Regions from separate parts of the Homo sapiens genome. Here all the other regions are linked to region 1. Evidence: chromatin contacts called from ENCODE Hi-C or POLR2A ChIA-PET data. All regions are on one chromosome and are shown on one strand. The core of a region is the stretch at or near the end of the contact, and the rest is flanking DNA. Distances in the headings are between cores, read along the strand shown. Region 1 overlaps NEMP2-DT (NEMP2 divergent transcript). Region 2 has its middle 70 kb from the start of NAB1. Region 3 overlaps MFSD6 (major facilitator superfamily domain containing 6).

Region 1 (3,510 bases), core at 279-2,778:
GGGCTAGAGGCAGCCCTAAAGTGAGAACATATTCAAATCCTGGAATGCTAAAATTCAGGGGCACCCATTGAAATTCTATGTAAGTAGTTTAAAGATAAATAAAAGATGGCATTACTTTATACAGTGGGTAGTAAACATATGGAACTCATTATCCTCAAGATGTTGCATAGTCCACAAATATAAATAGGATAAAGAAAGATTTAGATAAATTCATCCTTGTTAGATTCATATGAGCTGCTAGAGCATTGTTAGAAACACACAGGGAACGTTTCCAAATGCTTTCAGGGAAAATACCATGTTTGTCTTTAAAATGTCCTGCAGTGCCTGTGCCATGGACTGAACACAGCAAATCTCTGGTTATCCAGGTTTCTCAGGGATATCAACATCTACAGTAACCAAGCTTTCCAACTGACTGGAAGTTAAGCTAGTACATTATGTCTCTTTCTTTCTTTCTTTCTTTCTTTCTTTCTTTCTTTCTTTCTTTCTTTCTTTCTTTCTTTCTTTCATTGTTGTTTTTTGTTTGTTTGTTGGATTGAGTCTTACTCTGTCACTTAGGCTGGAGAGCAGTGGTGTAATCATAGCTCACTGTAACCTTGAACTACTGGGCTCAAGCTATTCTCCCACCTCAGCCTCCCAAGTAGCTGAGACCACAGGTGTGTGCCACCACACTTAGCTAATTTTTAAAATTTTTTTTGCAAAGATAGGGCCTTGCTATGTTTCCCAGTCTGGTCTTAAATTCCTGGCCTCAAGTAATCCTCCTGCCTGGGCCTCCCAAAGTGCTGGGATTATAAGCATGAGCCACCATGCCTGGCCATATTTTCTTTATATTAACAAATTGTGTAAAAGTCTTTCTCAGCAGTGGCATGAATTTTTATGTGCTCTTACACAAGTTTGACAAACTTAACATTTTCTTGAGGACTTGGAGCTATCATGATGAACACCCATAATTGTACTGAGTATGATTTCTTAGGAGAAAGTGATTTCTTAGGACCCAGGACATCAGCTGAGATTTGCGGCACTATTTGACCATGACCTGGTTCCAGGGAGCTATGGTGGATTTTTCCTTTGATTTCTTTCAGTGTTTATGCTTGCTTCAAAGAAAATTTTTGGTCTTCCATGTTCTTCAGGCTTCCATATTCCCTATTGTGAATGTGATTGCAGAAAAAAACCTTTCACTCTTAATTTGCCACCCTACCTCTTTGACCTCAGAGGAAAGCATTCTACTTTCCACTTTGTCATGTCATCTCAGTGTGAAACAGACCTTCGCTTACTTCATTCTAGCCCCCAGAGACAAAGTTGCACTTTTAACAAGTTTAACTGAAGGCTGGGGAATAACAGAGGGGAAGCACATTTTTGTACTACTACTGCTAGCTTACTCCTGAACCCAGAGAGGCTGGAACCCACTCTCAGTCCTCAATAGGGATATGCCTGTTTAGTTCCCATCCCTATCAACCCAAACTTGGAAGCAGGCCAAAGATATCCATAACTCCAAGCACAGATCCATGGCCAGGCGCCAAAGAGGGAATGGCCTACTTCTTCACTTATCATTTATTGGCACCAGCATCTTAGTACTTTTCCTAAAATTACAAGACCAGTAAAACCATGAACATGTCCCATGGCACCCATTAGGACAATGCGTGAAAACACAACAGTCCAACATCAATACACTGTAGATGATTCAACCTGATGTGGCTCTCAGACATTGACAGTCCAGGCCTGGTTGAGCTCTACCAAGTCCAGTTCTGCTCTTCTGTGTGGTCTGTCTGATAGCAGGAGATGCAAATCTTGCCTGCACATCCTACATGAAATCGCCAGATTTTGCTTCTAAGTAAGAATATACACAAATCTCCAAATGAATATGTGATACTTTAAGTCCCAGTATAATCCAAATTTACACTTTGAAGACAATCAGTATTTATCTAAGGAAGACGCAACATGCAGAGATACATTCCTGTAGATTACAAAACAGGCGTTTAAAATCTGTTGAGTTAAAATACAGATGTTAGCCACTCAGAGTCACCCTGGCTGAAAATCACCAATTCAGAACAAGGCCTTCATTTATGTTTGAATACCTAAATGACTCATTCTGATTGTTTTCTCAAAATGAAAGAACAATCTTCCCTAAAAGTGATTGCCAGCTGTCATCTCTAGGGATTAAAAAAAAAAAAAAAAGACCTATGACTTTCAAATCACAGAGGTTGCCCTCTCTCCTTCTGCCCATCAAGTTTTTAAAAATCGTTAAGGCTGCATTTCAGTTCAAGCTCCTCTTAGGTAAGTATGACATTTAATAGATTCCAAAACACACTCTATTTTTACATTTCAACATCTCTGACTTCAGGATAGGTCTTATAATCTATGACTTCTCACAATCACATCTAGCCAAGCAGCATTCATGAGATAGTTGCCTCTTAGTTATATGAGAACTTGGTCCATTAAATAACAAGCTTGCTGAAAACGTAGTGACTTGGCTGTTAGTGTCAGGGCCTGACCAGACAGCTGCAAATCTGTAAACAATGGAACTTCTGAGGCCAATTGAGGAAAAAGTGAGGATCTGTTATTGTTAGAAAACCTCCACGAACATCTTCATATGATCGATAAAGCTCCAGAATTAAAACTTGCATACTGTGTGACCATGGTTTAGACAAAAGTCTTAAAGACTATCACAGAGCACTCTTTTAAGAAATGCTTCCTCACCCCTGCTCTTGCTCGTACAGAGTCTGATGCTCTGTAGAAAAGCACATACCAGCAACTCTGAATCAGAAGCCAACCTTCTTCAAATGTGCAGAAGTTTTAAAGAACACTTCAACTAATTTATTTTGATTAATTTACCTTCTTTGGTATGCAAAAAAGAGATAAATGATTTTTTTAAGGTCTATGTCCAAATATCTAATTCTAAGAAAGCCTTACATCATAGTTTAATTGATAGTGGGTTTTTATTCCTTAGAGGCATATAAAATAATGGTGTATATGTAAAAGGAGTATCAGTGGTCTCCCAATATTCCATCTGTTCCCTCATGTGTCCCGGCGCTCTTATAGGTAGGCTGAGCTATGTGATGAGTTCTGGCCAGAGGGATACAGGTGGAAAATGAATTATGTTATTTGTGGGTCAAAGCATAGAAAAACTAGCTCTTGATTCCAGATGTCTTTGCTCACACCACAGTAAACCCTGAAGCCTCTTATAGAGATAATGGAGCCTCTATCAGCTTATGGTTCCCGAGTGACTAAGTAGAACAGAGGCCTCAATTGACTCTCATTGCAGCATAAAATAAACTTTTGTTGTGTAAGCCACTGGTGTTTGGAGGTTATTTTTTATTATAACACACCTCTAGCATATCCTTACTATGATACAGTCCATCCAGCAACCTATGACCTCTTACATTTGATAAAGTATAGGAACACTCAGTGGAATGCTGGTAAATGCCGCACTACCAGCTTTCAGGGAGTTGGAGGGAATCCCCGATTTATAGCATTTGCCTATTTTTGTGGTGTAAATACTCCCATCATGGCCAA
Region 2 (3,604 bases), core at 913-3,412, 140 kb before region 1:
TGATAAGGCAGGCTCTCAGAGGCTTCTGACTAAGCTGCTTACCTATATCCTCGAAGCTAACTGGACCTTTGTTTCTTACAAGTGATACATCTCTGAGCTTGACAGTTGCATGCAAACCAGTGAACTGGTCCACAGGGTATTAGAATCACAAATAAATACTCTGTCCACACATCACAAAACTGAAAAGCTTAATTGGCACTATCATAAAAATCACAGGCTTTGATTGTAACACCCTGGCAGTGTATTTGTGAAAAGCTGAGTACAATAGCAACTTTTAATTAGGCAACCTGTTTTTGTATGACACCAAAGCATTTTACAAATCCATTCATTTCAAGAAAAGCCAGGTAATTAATAGAATTATAGATTCTTAGTGTTGAAAGGAAACTATATAGCCTCAAAATGTTGGGACATTCCTCTAATTCCAATGACCCTTAGCACTTGTTCATTTCAGGCAGCATTGCCAGCCATCACTCCATGGATCCTCTCATCTGGAAGTGCTCCACTTCAGAAATCTTAGATTCCAAGATCCACTCTCAGAAAACAACCTCCAGACATTTCTGCCGTCCACACAGTTGCTTCTTCTCCCTCTGGCGCACGGCCACCTGTGCTATCTGCAGCCTCACCGGCATTCCCTGGCCTCGCCCTCTGCACTTCATCCTGACAGGCATGGAGTCTCCTCCTGTCACCCCAGAGCTATGTGGTGTCTTGATTAGGTGACTTTGCCCATGTTGTCATTCAACTTAATATTTATTGATCTATCTCTGTGAGAATCACTTGGCTGGCCCTTTCGTCTGGAGTGTCAGCCTCCTCTCACCTGCCCCCAGGAGGCTTCCTCCTTCTTCTTTTAACTGCTTGCACATCTTTAAGACTCAGCCTTGGAGACACGTCTTTTAAAAAGCCTTGAATGGGCCTGGGAAGTGGCTCACACCTGTAATCCCAGCACCTTCAGAGGCCAAAGTGGGAGGATCACTTGAGGCCAGGAGTTCAAGACTAGCCTGGACAACATGGTGAAAGCCCGTCTCTACTAAAAACACAAAAATTAACCGGGTATGATGGCACACACCTGTAATCCCAGCTACTCAGGAGCCTGAGGCATGAGAATCACTTGAACCTGGGGAGGCTGCAGTGAGCCAAGATTGAACACCACTGCTCTCCAGCCTGGGCAACAGAGCAAGACTCTGTCTCAAGAAAAAAAAAAAAAAAGATACCTTCTCTGACCACTCCCTCTATTCTTCCCTTTCCCATAACACTAAGTCATATGCGCCCAAAACAATTTGTGCACATCTCCATCAGTGAGTGGTTTTCCATGATGGTCATCCTCCCCGACTAGGCTGGTGTATTCTAGTGTGCTCACCTTTGGGGGTCTCTACTACTGATTATTTGCAAGACCTAAGGCAACTTATTTCACTTTGTAAGCTTCTGTTTCCTCAACTACAAAACCAGGTTATTAATAGAAATTGTATGTAAGGAACCTAGCACAATGCTTGATATACAGTAAGTGCAAAGTATGTTAAATGTTTAATAAATTAATGTCATAGGAACACCATTAGAAAACTCCTTAAAAGAAAAATATTTATTTTTTAAGCACTTGTAGGGACAAGGAGCTTGTCCCCTTGTTTGATAATTCTATTTATAGTGTAACTGAAGCCATCGTAGTTTGACTCACACTAGTTTTATTGACAAAAATGAGTGCCCTCTGCCCCTACTCCCAGTGTCCCCTGTTCTGCTAAAGAATCTTGAGACTCTCTCAAGGTGCTCTGTCATGTGTATTCAGAAACTGGTCCCTCTGGGGCAAAGCTGTTCTCAGCTGGTGCCTGTGGCTGCCACCACTGCTGTGGCCTGAGGACAGAAGTCATAACCCTCCTCTGCTTTGCCTCAGGGGTTGGTTGTGGACCTTTCCCCTTAATTCCTCTCAGGACATCAGAAGTCAAAATATTTGAGACACTGATCAGATCACAATAAAGGTTCAGGGACAATGGAAAGGAAACAGAAAACAGAGAATAAGTCAGTGCCAGGCACAGGTCCTTCCCCCTCCAGGAGGAAGTGCCCTGGGGACTCAACAGTCACCTTTCCTGGGAAATCCAGTCAGACTGACTCTAGTCCCAGCATTCTGATTTCCCGCCCCATGACTGACCTCTTCTGAGGACAGCTGGCAGTGAGCAGTTCCAGTCCCTTCAGGGGAAACCCCACCTGCATAATCTCAGGGTGATTCATCGCCAGTGCAATTCCCCAAAGCCCCATCATTCAGTCTTGCCTGTTGCCACTCTGTTGATCATGAAAATCGTGGCTACCACATCTAGTTTACTAAACAATCCTTGTTCGTAGGAAGTACAGGCGTGAAATAATTTATTTTTCTACAGTCACTTGCCTTCAGTTCTGCCATGTTCACGATCTCTCTGCTGAGTTCCCTGACAATATCTTGGTTAGATCTCTAGGGTTCCAGTCACTTTCAAAGATTAACAGCCCGATTCGGTATAGTCTGTGAACGCTGAAGGTCTGAGACAGGGCTCGGTTAATTTAGAAAGTTTATTTTGCCAAGGTTGAGGATGCACCCATGACACAGCCTCAGGAAGTCCTGAAGACATGTGCCCAATGTGGTCGGGGCACAGCTTGGTTTTATACATTTTAGGGAGACATGAGACATCAATCAACATATGTAAGAAGTACATTGGTTCCATCTGGAAAGGCAGGACGACTTGAAGTAAAGGCAGGAAGACTCGAAGCGGGGAGGGAGCTTCCAGGTCACAGATAGCTGATACACAAACGGTTACATTCTTCTGGATTTCTGATTAGCCTTTCCAAAGGAGGCAAGTCAGATATGAATCTATCTCAGTGAGCAGAGGGGAGACTGCGAATAGAATGCGAGACACGTTTGCCCTAAGCAGTTTCCAGCTTGAGTTTTCCTTAGTGATTTTGGAAGCCCAAGATATTTTCCTTTCGCAAGTCCAATTTAAAGCTTCCGTCTGGGTCCAATGCAATGACCAATGTCCACTCCGCCAGCCCTGGCCAGCCCCCACCAGAGGGACTCAGGGTGTGGAGTAGCACACCTGCTCCGGCAGCATCCTCCTCTATTCTGTGCAGTCCTCCCATCTGTGTGGACTAGTGAGGAGGAACAGGAGAGACAGACAAGTGTTTCTCACCTGCCTGGCCAGGGCTGGCAGCTGGTGGCAGACATCCAAATACTGGCTTCCTCACTGATGCTTATGTGAATTTTCCAGAAGCCCCACAGATGCCTCCCACTTCACAGTCTCTACCATCTGCTCCTACCCTTGGTGATTCACCCCACTGGTTTTTATTGTTGTTGTTGTTACCAGGGTCCACTTTCCTGGCAGCCAGTTCTCTTGGGTGGGATATGGGTGAGACAGGCTCAAGGCTGGCTGCTTTCTATGCGTTCCTTTGATCTGTGAAATCACACTTCCATCACCAAATGCTAAATGGTAGGCATGGGAGCTGCAGCACTCTACCCTTTCTCTCTGCCTCCTTCCAATTCTCTTTTCTACTTGTCACATTGGACAGAGGTGGGCCAGGCCGTCTACGTATAAGCAGACATCAAATTGGTGAGTGAGGAGGGAGCAGGAAAAGCACCTCCTCACTCTGCAGCCCC
Region 3 (3,748 bases), core at 254-2,753, 150 kb after region 1:
CTGTCACCCAGGCTGGAGTGCAGTGGTGTAATTATGGCACTGCAGCCTCAACCTCCCAGTCTCAAGCAATCCTTCCACCTCAGTCTCCTAAGTAGCTAGGACTACAGACGTGTGCCACCATGCCCAACTAATTTTTGTAGAGATGGGGTTTTTGCCATGTTGCCCAGGCCGTTCTCCAACTCCTGGGCTCAAGTGATCCTCTTGCCTCAGCCTCCCAAAGTGCTGGGATTACAGGCGTGAACCACTGCACCCTGCCTCCTTTCACTTTCTTTACTAGAGAAAAATATCAGTTTCACTTGCTACCCCTTGGAATAGATCTTGCTCTTTGTTTTCCCAAAATGAATAACATTCTGAAAAACCTTCTAAAATTATACTTGTAAGCATTTTTTAATCTCTACAAAGCTCCTAGGTAGACAATGGAACACAACTTAAGGAGACCTGTGTAAGGAGTCAATTTATCTGTTATCCCCAAAAGCCAGATGTCAATGTAGCTGTAAGCTTTGAAAATGTTCATGTCGGTTTTTTAGGTTAAAAAAAATTTAACTGAAGTGAAATTCACATAACACAAAATTAACCATTTTGAAAGTGAACAATTCAGCGGTAATTTACTATATTCACAATGTATATGGCCACCACCTCTATTTAGTTTCCAAATCAGGTTTTTCTTAATAGTGAAAGAAAAACATTTTTTTCCTCCTAGAAAATGTGAAGGTTAAGCAAAATCCAATCTTTTGCTGCTTAGCTATACATGACTTTCTTTAATGTTCTATACCTATTTTTCCTTCATCATTAGTGCCTTCACCTATCCAGCTCAGCGGCTCCAATTCCATTTCATCATCTGAAAAGAAAAAATAATTTGCCCTCAAATCTATTTTCTAAATTAATTTAATTCCTGAGCTCAAAATTCAAAGAAACATTTCTTGTGTTTCAAATGTATAAAATTATGTGATACTTCTGGGTAAAGAGAGCAGATTAAACACATGTAGTTTGAATCCTTCCCTGAACCCACTAAAATGACAATAAACACACACACACCCAAACATACACACACACTGTAAAAGTCATAATTCAAGCTAGAAAGATTAAAGGGCACATAATAGCAATAAAATAAAATTACGGAAAGCAGAAAGTAAACAATTGGTAAAAGACTTGGTAGATCTGAGAAAACTAAAACCTTGGTTGATTATAGGGAAAGCCAAGAACTAATAAAATTTACTACTCGGAATCCCTGAAAGGCTCATGAGTTAGCTATATTAGATTTATATGCAAGTAAGAGAAAGAGTGTATGTGTGAGTAAGTGAGTGAAAGAGAGAGAGAGAGAGAGTGTGTGTGTGTTGGGGGGCGGGGGTGGCAGGGGTTGGGGAGGTGCTCAAATAGAGCTGACTGAAAGTCTAAACCCCAAACAAATGCAGGTTATTTTCCTCTGGAAAGTAAAACACAGAGATTTTGGCCAGGTGCGGTGGCTCACGCCTGTAATTCAAGCACTTTAGGAGGTTGAGGTGGGTGGATCATTTGAGGTCAGGAGTTCAAGAGCAGCCTGGCCAACTTGGCAAAACCCTGTCTCTACTAAAAATACAAAAATTAGCCAGGCATGGTGGCAGGTGCCTGTAATCTCAGCTACTTTAGAGGCTGAGGCAAGAGAATCACTTGAACCCAGGAGCCGGAGGTTGCAGAGAGCCGAGATCACGCCACTGCATTCTCCAGCCTGGGTGACGGAGCAAGACTCTGTCTCAAAAAACAAAAACAAACAAGAAACACAGAGGTTTTCTGGCCATAGAGCACCAAGCAGAGTTGTAAACGGTGCCATGCTGAAAGCAGGGCATCAAGTGAACATACACATCCTGGATTCTGAGCCTTGGCCCCTTTCCCCATCCCACTTTCTTCAGGAGGTTCCCAGAGGCTGGCAAGACTTCCATCCTCTAGGCAGGAAAGTTAAAGCCTCTTCTCTAGAAAATCTGGTTAGCCTAAGAGGAATGACTTCTAGATGCTTATATTGAAACCTCTCCAACTAAACAACACAACCCAATGACCCTACACAGGAACTCAGAGTTATCAAGACCTTCCACTAAATATGAGTAATTACCAAGGATTATAAGACATTTGAGGAAAGTCTGTTACATGAAAAACAGAACCAAAACAGGAAACACTATCAGTCCAGAGAAATCAGAAGCCAAGTAAAAAGGAAAATACTTTTGAATATATGATTATCTTCAGAAATAAGAGAAGATTATGCAACTATGAAACAATACCAGAATAATGTATATTTTTAAAGAAAAAGGATGGACAGATAAAAGGAATACTTGAATAAAAAGCTCTGGAATTTATAAGTATTATAGCATAAATGAAAAATTGAGATGATATGAAAGAAAAATTTAAGGCAATTTCTTAGGAAAATAAAGAACAAGATGCTCATGCTCCCTCTCCCTCTCCCTCTCCCTCCCTCTCCCCACAGTCTCCCTCTCCCTCTCTTTCCACGGTCTCCCTGATGCTGAGCCGAAGCTGGACTGTACTGCTGCCATCTCGGCTCACTGCAACCTCCCTGCCTGATTCCCCTGCCTCAGCCTGCCAAGTGCCTGCGATTGCAGGCGCGCGCCGCCACACCTGACTGGTTTTCGTATTTTTTTGGTGGAGACGGGGTTTCGCTGTGTTGGCCGGGCTAGTCTCCAGCTCCTAATCGCGAGTGATCCGCCAGCCTCGGCCTCCAGAGGTGCCGGGATTGCAGACGGAGTCTCGTTCACTCAGTGATCAATGGTGCCCAGGCTGGAGTGCAGTGGGGTGATCTCGGCTCGCTACAACCTCCACCTCCCAGCTGCCTGCCTTGGCCTCCCAAAGTGCCGAGATTGCAGCCTCTGCCCGGCCGCCACCCCGTCTGGGAAGTGAGGAGCGTCTCTGCCTGGCCGCCCATCCTCTGGGAGGTGAGGAGCCCCTCTGCCTGGCTGCCCAGTCTGGGAAGTGAGGAGCGCCTCTTCCCGGCCACCATCCCATCTGGGAAGTGAGGAGCGTCTCTGCCTGGCTGCCCATCGTCTGAGATGTGGGGAGCGCCTCTGCCCCGCCGCCCTGTCTGGGATGTGAGGAGCGCCTCTGCCCGGCTGCGACCCCGTCTGGGAGGTGAGGAGCGCCTCTGCCCGGCCGCGACCCCGTCTGGGAGGTGAGGAGCGTCTCTGCCCAGCTGCCCCATCTGAGAAGTGAGGAGCCCCTTCACCCAGCAGCCGCCCCGTCTGAGAAGTGAGGAGCCCCTCCGCCCGGCAGCCACCCCATCTGGGAAGTGAGGAGCGTCTCCGCCCGGCAGCCGCCCCGTCCGGGAGGGAGGTGGGGGGTCAGCCCCCGCCCGGCCGGCCGCCCCGTCCGGGAGGGAGGTGGGGGGGGCGCCTCTGCCCGCCCGGCCGCCCCTTCTGGGAAGTGAGGAGCCCCTCTGCCTGGCCACCACCCCGTCTGGGAAGTGTACCCAACAGCTCATTGAGAACGGGCCATGATGACAATGGCGGTTTTGTGGAATAGAAAAGGGGGAAAGGTGGGGAAAAGATTGAGAAATCGGATGGTTGCTGTGTCTGTGTAGAAAGAAGCAGACATGGGAGACTTTTCATTTTGTTCTGTACTAAGAAAAATTCTTCTGCCTTGGGATCCTGTTGATCTGTGACCTTACCCCCAACCCTGTGCTCTCTGAAACATGTGCTGTGTCCACTCAGGGTTAAATGGATTAAGGGCGGTGCAAGATGTGCTTTGTTAAACAGATGCTTGAAGGCAGCAT

What was found. Hi-C counts contacts between places; a loop is a spot of excess contacts on that map. ChIA-PET counts read pairs that join two places held with the same protein, here RNA polymerase II (POLR2A). Pooled maps may share reads with other maps.
Region 2: a loop to region 1 is called in a map with no recorded cell type, with 4 times the contacts of the local background. The contact joins two enhancer-like sites. A Hi-C loop is called at or near these places in 4 of 37 single-sample maps with no recorded cell type and 7 of 50 pooled maps. POLR2A ChIA-PET finds 5 or more read pairs at or near these places in 2 of 52 experiments (activated CD4-positive, alpha-beta T cell and activated naive CD4-positive, alpha-beta T cell).
Region 3: a pooled map shows a loop between it and region 1 (2.1-fold over the local background). The contact joins two enhancer-like sites. A Hi-C loop is called at or near these places in 1 of 50 pooled maps. POLR2A ChIA-PET finds 5 or more read pairs at or near these places in 2 of 52 experiments (A673 and MCF 10A).

Annotation. Positions count from the first base shown.
Region 1 is chr2:190,581,894-190,585,403 of GRCh38, reverse strand. The region is part of intron 4 of NEMP2-DT (NEMP2 divergent transcript); the gene reads right to left. It also overlaps a transcript of NEMP2 not described here. Among named protein-coding and RNA genes, the nearest start is that of NEMP2-DT, 49 kb to the right of the region's middle. RefSeq lists an enhancer at 1,995-2,164. Within about 2 kb of position 1,528, at least 5 of the 41 ENCODE cell types and tissues checked have a DNase peak (open chromatin) inside an H3K27ac peak, as active enhancers do.
Region 2 is chr2:190,717,514-190,721,117 of GRCh38, reverse strand. No RefSeq gene overlaps it. Among named protein-coding and RNA genes, the nearest start is that of NAB1, 70 kb to the right of the region's middle. Within about 2 kb of position 2,162, at least 5 of the 41 ENCODE cell types and tissues checked have a DNase peak (open chromatin) inside an H3K27ac peak, as active enhancers do.
Region 3 is chr2:190,430,417-190,434,164 of GRCh38, reverse strand. The region is part of intron 2 of MFSD6 (major facilitator superfamily domain containing 6); the gene reads right to left. It also overlaps a transcript of NEMP2 not described here. Among named protein-coding and RNA genes, the nearest start is that of MFSD6, 24 kb to the right of the region's middle. Within about 2 kb of position 1,503, at least 2 of the 41 ENCODE cell types and tissues checked have a DNase peak (open chromatin) inside an H3K27ac peak, as active enhancers do.